2 separate regions of the Homo sapiens genome follow, and region 1 is linked to region 2. A link is an interaction called in ENCODE POLR2A ChIA-PET data of the cell type or tissue named here. Cell type or tissue: MCF 10A. All regions are shown on one strand. Links, peaks and the distances in the headings refer to the core of each region. The heading gives the core; the rest is flanking DNA.

Region 1 (5,387 bases), core at 65-5,064, 410 kb before region 2:
GGATCTCCTTGAGATTCTCATATTACCTTGAAGAACTCTGGTGATGATGAAGAAGAGCTTAGCATTCCTTCCCTTTCCTCTCAATCTACTGCATTTCAAATATATGGGATTTATGGTTTTCTTATAATCAGCTAAAGTAAATTACACTTTTAAAGCTGATGCTCATTAACTAATAAAATGGAGGACAAATAACATGCCAGGCACCATGCTTTATATAAATTTCTGGTAGGGTAACGAAATGATAACAAAGGAAAATCAGTCAGTATGAGGATGACTGCCTGGGAAATTGTCTTCCCCCCTTCCCACCCAGCACTCCTGCTTCATGTCCCAATTTTCTTCCTAAAGATAATCTTGCTTTCCTATCTTCTCTTGTCCTTTACTTTTGGTTTCTAAAATATAAGATTTTTATAACTGATGTCATAGCAGCAACAGCTGAGATTTTCACCATGGGGCAAAAATGGGAAAAAGAAATTATCATTTGTAAGTGCTGCATTTTACCATGATAAACTGCTTTGGAGACTTTTTTTAATATTAAATGAACCCTAAAATATTGGACAGAGCTATTCAACACTTACACCAAAGGGAGACTCACTAAAGATTAAAATCCTTCTTAGAATATATCACTCATTTAAAAATTGGCTGCATTTAAATAAAAACCTGATGTAGCGCTTTGCTTCCAAGTTGGCATAGTACAATAAACTGAGACCCATTCTGTCTCTCCTTTCTTATTAAAGGTAAAATTGATCTTCTTATCTCTTTCATGCTCTACTTTTCCCTTTTCCACCAAACATAAGTCCATGAGAGACTAGCCAGACCTTATGATTTTTAGTGAAAAGCATGCAGCTCTAGACCAGGACTGATACTTGTACAACAGTGTTTCCTAGTGCACTACTGCCTCTTGTCCCCAGGACAACCCCAGAATACAGGCTCCAACTCTGTTTACTCCAACTCTGTTTACTGTGTTTACTGGGAAAAACTTGACCAGATTCACACAACTCTCATTCATTCATTCATTTAAATAAATATTTATTTACTTGCTCTTACATGCCAATAAGTAGACCCTTCTCTTACAGTGGTAACAGTTTAGTTGAAGAGATAGCTTTTAATCCAATAATGACAAGAACACAGATTACGTTTCAGATATGAGAAGTGTTTAATGGAGAGGGACAAGATGCTAAGATATGGCAATTTGACTTGGTCAGAGAAGGAGGGAGTGATGCTGGATTTAATTAGCACTCAAATCAGCCTCCCTGAACATTTGAAGGCTAGGGTTTTTCAAGAATCATTTGGCAAGCAGGGGGCTAGGGAATGGGTGCTGCTGATTGGTTGGGGATACAAACGTAGGGGTGTGGAAAATGGTCTTCATGCACTGAGTCCACTTCTGGGTGGAAGCCACAGAGGAGTTGCTGGTCTAGGCAGGACCATTCGGTTATTTGAAATGCAAAAGCCTGAAAAGACATCTCAAAAAGCCAATCTTAGTTTCTACAATAGTAATGGTATTTACAGGAGTAATTGGGAAAGTTGTAAATCTTGTGACCTGCAGTATAATGGTTGGTAATCATTTAATTACACCTACATCTTAGCAGAGTTCAGGCCCCTTTCATCCTTTTAACCTGGTGGCCTTTCATTAGATTTATAGAGACAGTTTTGTTCTGGTAAGGGCTATTCTCTTTTAAACTACAAACTAAATTTTTCCGAAGTTCTTTGTCTCACAGCTGAGAAAATCAAGAAGGCGACATGCCAAGGGTGAGGTTAGAGCAGCAGTTTAATAAGCAAAAGAAAGAGAGAAAGCTCTCTGCCACAGAGAAGGGTCCCAGAAAAGAGTTGCCATTTTACAGTTGAATACAGAGGCTTTTTTAAGAAACCAATGAGGGCTGGGCATCTAATTTGCATAAAGTACAAATTTCTGGTAGCTCCACTCTGTCCTCCTAGTGTGCATGCAGGCCCTTACCTTGAGTTACTCCATATTGCTTTGTTCCCCTTACTGCACATGTGTCAGGGGATGGAATTTTCCATTGCAGACATGTCTGGGCAAGTCAGCTGTGTGGCCTGTCTTATCTATGCAGTGAGGCCATGTCTTAGGCAAGCCCTCCTATGCAAGTTCCCTTATTTATGCCTGCAGGCTGTTCTTTTGTTTGAAAGAATTCAACCCAGGACCCACCCTAACTGACTACCTGTCTAGTTTCTTCCTACCTACTCTCTGTGAGGGAGAAAGGATTTCTGGCCTATGCCATTTACTGACAGAGGAAATATTAAAAGAGGATCTGGTTTAGGGGAAGAGCATAGGTTCAGTTTTAGTCATTGAAATTGTAATGCCTTTAAGTCTTTCAAAAAGAGATGTCAAAAAAGGAAAGTGGGTATCTTTTCAACTAGAATATTTCTAAAAAGAGAAGTGAGTTTAAGAGAACTAGATGTGGACCCATTAAGATCTGAATAATTTCTGGTTTACTTCAAGGATGTTCCTAAAAATGTGTTAAATAATACATGGACAATTAATCATTTTTTCATTTTTATTTATTGTATAATTGACCAATAAAAGTGTAATATTTATCATGTACAACATGATGTATTGAAATATATCTATACATTGTAGAATGGCTAACTTGAGCTAATTAACATAGGCATTATCTCACTTTGTTTTGTGCTGAGAACACTTAAAATCTACTACTAGCAATCTTCAAGAATACAAAACATTGTTATTAACTATAGTCACTCTTGAACTTTTTCTTATTCATTCACTTATTTAGCTAATATTTTTGAAACCACTTCTATGTACTAGGCTCCATATTAGGCACTGGGGATATTATATTCAATGGTACATTGTCCCTGCTCTAAACTCTCTTCAACAAATATTTCTGGAATGCATACACTGCACTAGGCATCAATGTCAGCATTAAGTTATAACAGTAAACAAAAGCAACAAGGTTCCTGCCTTTGTGGAGCTTACATAGAATAGAGTTGATAATAAACCAACAGATAACAACACGTTAAGGTTACCATAGATAACCACAAATATTGACAAGGAATCTACCACTCAATATCTAAAACAATAAGCTGAACTTATTACTTGTTCAGGCAAGGGAGAACTGGTTTTGCAAGACACAATTTATAAGCAAAGAAGGTAAATTATATAAGGTTTTGGGAAAGTGTGGAGTTTAAATGCTGGAGTATTGACTTTAGCTATGTAAATATGTTCACTGACTGGCTGACCCTTAGGAATCTATTCACTGGACTAAAGCTATTGCTGATTATCTGATTTTCAGAAATCATGTAAAGAAGATGTTTCCAATTGTCTTTCAGAGTGTGTGTACTTTTGTAATCAATCATTGATTGATTAAGCAGGTTTAATACTAGTTTTGATTGTTACTCGTTTGATTGTTAATGCAAGGAGTGAACAATCAATTCTTTCCTAGAAGGATGAGAATTTTACACCCTCAAACCCATGAAAAAGTAATTCAGGGTAACAAAATAGAAATAGAACTGCTGTTACATTTTAGCGTAGACCAGAAAGAAGAAAGCATGACTTAAGAATATTTAGGAAAAGAGTGTACCAGGCAGATATAAAAGTAAATGCGGGGCAGGCGCGGTGGCTCACGCCTATAATCCCAGCACTTTGAGAGGCCAAGGCGGGCGGCTTGCCTGAGCTCAGGAGTTCTCGAACAGCCGGGCAACACGGTGAAACTCCATCTCTGCTAAAATACAAAAAATTAACTGGGCATGGCAGCGTGGCCTGTAGTCCCAGCTACTCGGGAGGCTGAGGTAGAAGAATTGCTTGAACCCGGGAGGCCGAGATTGCAGTGAGCCGAAATCGTACCACTGCACTCCAGCCTGGGCGACAGAGAAAGACTCCGTCTCAAAAAAAAAAAAAAAAAAAAAAAAAAAAGCAAATTCAAAGGCTCTGAGTCAAGAGCAACTGGGCAAGTTTGAGAAGCACAGGAAGCCAGTATGGAGTACAGTAAACAAGAAGAGAGAGAAATGAACTGCTGTAGGAAAAGTAGCTAGGGGCTAAATCACATACAGTCTTGCAAGGCAAGTTTAGGAAGAGAAATTGACAAAACTTGGCATTTCGTTAGATATGGAATGTAAAGGATTTTAAGAACTCTAGTATATAAAATCAGTTCATTCCAATTTTTGTCATTAGAAACTGAAGGTATGGCCATGACACTCATAAGAACAGGTTCAAATCAGTGTTACAGGTGCTACAATAAAAAGAATGTACCACAAAGGCACAAAAAAAGGAAGCATTCAATACCATTTAAGGTGGAAAGTTAGTACCCCTAGAGAGTAGCTAACAAATAACGCATGAGTTGAATATGTGTCTTCCATGCTAAGTGGGGTCAAAGCTAGGAAGTGTTTGGCTGGGAGAACATTCCAAGCGAAGAGCACAGCACAAACAAAGGCACAGAAGAAATAGAAATATAGTAGTCAGAATGAAGAATGAAGAGGTTGCATAAGATCAGAATGTGCTTAATGAGGTCAGACTCTCTTAGGCTAGGCCACATTGTCCCACTCAGCTGTGCCCCACGTATCCTCCAAGTGATGGTGCTAGATGATGATTCAACTAATATTTTCTTCTGAATTTACGTACTTTGTATTTGGCCAAAGCATCTTCTAGGGGCTTTCGAAATTGTTTAGAAACTGTATTGAAACTCGGAAACTGAATCTGAGCGAATTGACAAGTATTAAGGAGGAACAAAACAATATCTTTCCGAAGCCATAATATCTGGAAGGAAGGAAGCTAAAACTTGTTAGATAAATCAGACTTTCCTACAAAAGAGGGGTTTGGATAGATGATCTGAAGAATTCAGGTTATAGCCCAGACAGGTTGCACACTGAAATTCTAATTCATTTGAGCCTTAATTAGAGGTTTATGGACACATTATTTTTAGATTTGTTGTATTTTATTTTCAAAATGAAAACAAACTGAGGAAATAACATAAACGTTTACTACTTCATAATTTACTCTTACTCCTGTTTGGTAAGTTTTATATTATTGTTTCTTTAATTGCTAAAATAAGGGGAAATGAAATTATTGTTTATCATATTTTGACTTTTCAAATTAAGCATTTTTTCCTTTCTATACACTTTGATTTTTATCATTTCTCCTTACATTGTGTTTTGCTCACCTTGGAAGAAAAAATTCTTTTTAATAAAATTTCTCTAAATAAGTGTAAATGGATTTTGTCTATTTCTTATGCTGTGAAATTTTTGCCATTAAAAATAGGTGGGAATTGTACTTAGTGACATGTATTGTGGTTCATTCTAACTGTCTAGGTGTTAAATTTAGGCATCACATATTTAAATAATTTGAATTGAATAATTTAAAGGATCTATAATATATTTTAAAAAGAAAAAAATTTTCATTAAAAATCTTGTTAAAGAAATGG
Region 2 (5,387 bases), core at 257-5,256:
TTGAGCAGTCTTTAAAGCATCCTCTTAAAAATGGAAATCAAATTTGTGATAGAGAAAGAAATTAGTGCGTGTGAAAGTGAGGGGATGTGCCCTATTGTCAACAATAAAGACTACAAATAAACTCTAGTAACTTACCTTCTATTGTTTTATTCTCACAATAAAAGTGGTATTTTTGGTTTTAGGTGGCTGCAATGTCAAAATTGATTAGTTTCTTGACTATGAAATAATTATGTAACTTTAATTACTTAATTATAGACCATTGTCAAATACACCTTAGCGATATCAACAACAAATGACAACAAACTATTACCTTAAAAAGATAATTCAAATTATTATTTTATCTGGGACACTATAATATATTCAAAATAATCCAGTTTCCCAAATTCAGAAAATTTATTTTTTCTTTAATATGTTTTAATTTTGATATATTACAGACTAAATCAAGTTATAACAATTTAATTTATTATTTAGCAGAGTGATTTGCTTTTGTATGTAGGTATTCAAAGAGAAAGCAGGATCTAATTCATTTTGAAAGCTGAAAGACAAAGAGCAGTGTCTGGAATGTGGTCCCTGCACTAAAACTATTTGTTGAATGAAAAACTGTGCATCTACTTTAAGAAAATCATAAGTGGAATAAAGATAAAATGAGATTTTTGACTTTTGGGATTGATTTTGGCCAAATTTGCTGTGTGGCTACTAATTGTATCATTTATTTATTTTGATTTAGGCAATAAATTATAATTATTGAAAAACTGAAGAATTCAAAGAAGGCATTAAAGTAGTTGATTTGATAATATTTCTCATTTCTTGAAATTTAAAATGTTTAAGGAAAAAATTTTTATTTAATAACTTGTTCAAATAAGTATTTGTCTTTTATTATAGCTAAAACCTTTTTTGGTAAATACTGATAATCCTTTGCACTTAAATAATGTTTTTAGGATAAAATTGGTGTCAATAGTCTCTGAATTCCAATTTTTAAGAACCATATTAACAGCTGGAAAAAAAAAAAAGAGGGCCCACAGACATTAACAAAGTAACACTGCAACAGTAATTAAGAAAAATACTGTGGTTGAAGTAAAAGATAATTAGAGGGCAGTAACCAAATGGTTACCTTTCAATATCAGAGTGGTGTGATGTAATGTTAGAGAACTTTGCAAAATAAGATGTCTGCAGGGAGTTCACCGACCATTTCACATGCATTCAGCAAATGGGCTGCATGATCATTATAGTGATCTTCAAAAAGGATGAAGTGGCTCTGTGCATTGTGATCTGTGTCTATAATACAGAAAATTATACCTGATGTAAACCATCCCTTTTAGAAACCTGTAATGAAAAAATACTCTTAAAGAAGACAACACTTATAATTCTAAGGTGCTGCAGTGAGACTGGGCATGGTGTGGCACACTGGCCAATGCCATGCTTTTCTCTATTGGTATATGCTTTAAAGTAAATTCTCCTTACTTTCAGTTCTATTGCAAAAATGTTTCCTTTTTTGGAAAAAAAAAGCCACATAATGCATTACCCAGATTTTAAGAATGGCAGATTAGGAATACCATTTGTACTTTTATGCCATATTTCTGAAGGATATCCACTTCCCTAAGACCAAAGTTTTATAATTTTCTATGATTTTATGCTCTCTGTTCTTTATATAACATCTAATATTAGAGTTATTTACATCTTTAACAAAATAACATCTAACATTAGAGTTTTACAACTGTTTCTATTACATAATAGATCTCAATATTTTCTTAGGTAGACTATACTTCATTTCAAGATAGCATCCTTAGAGATCTCACCAAGTAGAATTATAATACAATTATTTAACTGAAAGTTTCTGGTTGAATCAAACACTTGTAATCAATGTATGTTAATCTCATGTCCGTCATAAAAAGCTCTGCCAGAATAGGGATGATCAGAACCAGCAGACTAAGAGCCATGGGAAAGACAGGTAAAGAAATACCTAATAGCAGATGGTAAGACAATGCAGGCAGGAGGCCTTGAGGAGGTTCAGAGATTCAATTAAGTGACAGAACTCCATTTTCTGGAAAACTTAGAAGAAGATCAGGAAAGATCTCAGTCTGAGATGAATTAGGCAATCAGACAGGGATCCAAAATAGTGACTAAAATACTTGAACCAAGGTATATAAGGGCATGCTTAATCATAGAGGAATAAAGTAACAATATCATTATCAGAAATTGAGTATAGCATACAATCAGAACTGACTTAGAAAGATTCAATTGCATGCTGAGCCCAAGAATTATTGATCATAGACTCCTTGTGTTCTCAATTCTTACGGAAAGGATTGGTTTTAGATTCTAGGGGTAGGACAAGAAGCCAGTCAAAATTTATGGGGGTCTAAAACATTAGAGATCTTTTTAAAAAAGATTATGTGAGTTACAAGTATAAAATAAAATAAAGAAGTGAGTACTTATTTAGAATAAGAAAAGAAAGCCCAATAATTTAGAGAATCCTTGGAGCTCAGGGCCCTTTTTTCTAAGATTTCCCCAGGCCGTTTCCAAGAAGTGTTTTCTTAGTGATTGTTCCTGATTACAGCTTGGCTTCCCTTCCAGCCTAGCATATCGTACAACTCCCAGACACTCCTAGCACTTACAGGGGCCTTTGCAAGTGAGGGGCATTGACATTTAAGCTTCAATAGTTTCAGGGTAAATCTGCCTCTGGGCAGAGCAGATGTCAGAGAAAGGAGCTAAATGGTCCCGAGAAGCAGGAGAATGAGAGATTATAAGGGCAGAGAGTCAGTTAAAAAAAAAAAAAAATCATTAGAAACTACTGTTGAACAAGAAAATGTTGACTATACACGGTGATTAATCATAATTAATGCTAATCTGGTGTTACCTATGCCAACACGTAGGTCATCGTGTGGAACTTTGGTCAAACATATTTGGAAGACTGAATGTGAATGCCACAGTGATTGCTGACCCTGAAGGATGATTCACGGCCTAGACAGTTCTGCCCAATCATTTTGACTAGTCACAAACATCTGCTAGAATCATCTTCAAAATACTTGTGTTTGCTGGCATTCTTTCCTATCCTGGCATGCTCTTCTTACTTTGAACTTGGCTGAGCTTAGTTTTACATCTGACATCATTTTGCTAGGTACAAGGGTTTCACAACTCATATCCACAGAAAGAAGATTCCAGATAAGCACACTAAGATGACTAAAACGTAGAATTAGTGTTATTTAAAAAATATACTTTAAAGTGTCCTTATCTTCTCTTGAAGACAAATAAGAAATGAAAGAAATAAAACACCTCAGAAAATAAACCATGCTCATTTTCCCTGTGATAAATTACTGTTTTTGTTGCACGAGGAAACCTGTTTTACTTTTGTGTTAAGCAGGTCATTTATTGTTTAAGTCTAGCTCCTAGGAAATTCTTCCCTTTACTATTTTTGTTTGGTTCTTTTTATTTTTAACTTCTTAAAATGTAGTTGGTCTCATATAGGCTTTGTTTGAAAGGACGTTCAGCCTTGAAAAAGTCACCTGGTAAATCATTCCTGTCAAATTACAGCTTAAAGAATTAAAAGGGAAAACTGCTGGGGCCCACGGACTATACTGCAAACCTCTCATATATAAAGGGGAGCTTCAGATTTGTGGCAACTTGATCATCCTAAAATTAGAGAGGTCATCCCCTGACATCTGCAGCAGAGACCTGATTTAGAATGAAGAGTCACAGCACAAAAGTTCTGCTTCATGGTATTCTCTAAGCCCTCATCTCCAGTTTATATCTTATATTCACTGTAGTTTCTACTCCCATCTAAGTTCTGATCTTAAACTTGTGTTTCCCAATGCTATAATCAATGACCTCTCTGAGGCTTCCTCCTATTCCCCAGTCTCTCTTCTGTAATACTTTTCCTATTTATCTGACTTTAACAGTCTCCTTTGCTGATTTCTTTTTTCCTCTTTCCTCAAAAGGGTCCGCCCTCTCTGAGTTTCAGCTCTTGGATGTCTGGTGGTTTTTCTTTGTCCTCTAATTCATTTAACATCCCCCTTCCTCTGTACCTCCAGGGTTATTCCGCGAATTCCCAAAGCTTTACTTCTTATTCACTCCACAAATATTCATTGAATAAATATTCGTTGACTCCTTTTTCTCTCCTACGCCCACATTCAGACATCAAATTTTGTTGACTCTACATTCAAATCTATCTGGAAATTGACCTTCATTTACTGCTACTGACTTGCTTAAAGCCTCCGTCATCTCTCTCCTGGACCACTGCATTAGCTTTCAAGTTGGTCTACAGGTCTACAGACTTTCTGTTTTATTTCTCCACTCACTCTCCCTTATCTTCCTCTAATGTGGCAGCTGTGGACTCTGTGATCCTTTTTAAATCCTACTTCAGATCATGTCACTGCTCTGCTTAGAACCATCCAAATGGCTTTTCAATTCATCCAGGGTAAAGGACAAAGCTGTTACTAGGTTCTACCCTTATCACACTGTCTGTTTATCTGCTTGCCTCCGCCCTGCTTGTTACCTTCTCAGGCTTCATCTCCTACTATTCTTATGCACAGTCACTGAACATTCAATTGCCCTCTTGCTTCCTCACAACACTCCAGGTATTTCTGGTCTCACAGTCCTTGCACTTCCTGTTTCTTCTGCCTGGAACACAGGTCCCCTGTACATCCTGGCCCCCTCTTTTTCTCACCACTTTCAGGTCTTTGCTCAAGAATCGTCTTCTCAGTGGGGCTTTCCCAGGATCCCTTACTAAGGTTTTGGTATACCTCCCCTCCTTATTGGTCCTTCCCAGTTACCTTTCCTGATTTACTTTCTCTCTACCACTTATTACCTTATATGTTTATCTCTGTTTCACCTGAAACTAAAGCACAGTAGATTTTTGTTTTTTCTGTCACTAATAAATTTGTTTTTACCAATATCTATCTAGAACAATGCCTGAGATATAGTAGTCATGGAATATTTTTTGAATGAATCAATGAATAAACAAATGTGCTACTATGGTACTTACTCTTTGATGATGAAAAATAATTGAATCCTGACCTTAACAGACACACTGTCTAATAATAATTCTAAGAAAAGACCCTGTCACAAATGAGAGAGGTTTGCTTCAGAAGTTAGAAATCATGGAACAGGGACATCTAAACCCATCCTGAGGTAGGGTAAGTTACCCCAGTTGGGCTTCCTGTAGGAGGTGGCACTTGAGCTTGACAGACATTAGCCCAATGAAGGAAGGAGGACAGGTTTTGTCATCCTTTTTTTTTTTAGATATAGGGATAACATGAACAAAGGTATGGTTGCTGAGCAAATGCTGCTTCTCTCATTTCTCCTCAAATTTCCTTACCATTTCTGAGCATGTCACCCTGACTTCTTATGATCAAGAGTTACATCATCAGAGTGGCTGCTACCATAGCAGGTTG

Evidence for each region. ChIA-PET counts read pairs that join two places held together with the same protein. Peaks named below come from ENCODE experiments on the same cell type or tissue, not always from the same donor. Only the 100,000 strongest peaks of a DNase experiment are listed, where the experiment ranks them.
Region 1: POLR2A ChIA-PET joins it to region 2 with 6 read pairs; 4 of 35 experiments call an interaction of 5 or more read pairs at or near these places.

What each region holds. Positions count from the first base shown.
Region 1 is chr3:146,578,951-146,584,337 of GRCh38, reverse strand. It overlaps a transcript of PLSCR5 not described here. Among named protein-coding and RNA genes, the nearest start is that of PLSCR5-AS1, 8.0 kb to the left of the region's middle. RefSeq lists an enhancer at 1,458-2,657. In MCF 10A, for the core only: no CTCF peak of the experiment used is centred there; a DNase peak (open chromatin) is centred at 2,077.
Region 2 is chr3:146,164,253-146,169,639 of GRCh38, reverse strand. No RefSeq gene overlaps it. Among named protein-coding and RNA genes, the nearest start is that of PLOD2, 5.8 kb to the right of the region's middle. In MCF 10A, for the core only: no CTCF peak of the experiment used is centred there; DNase peaks (open chromatin) are centred at 3,019 and 4,069.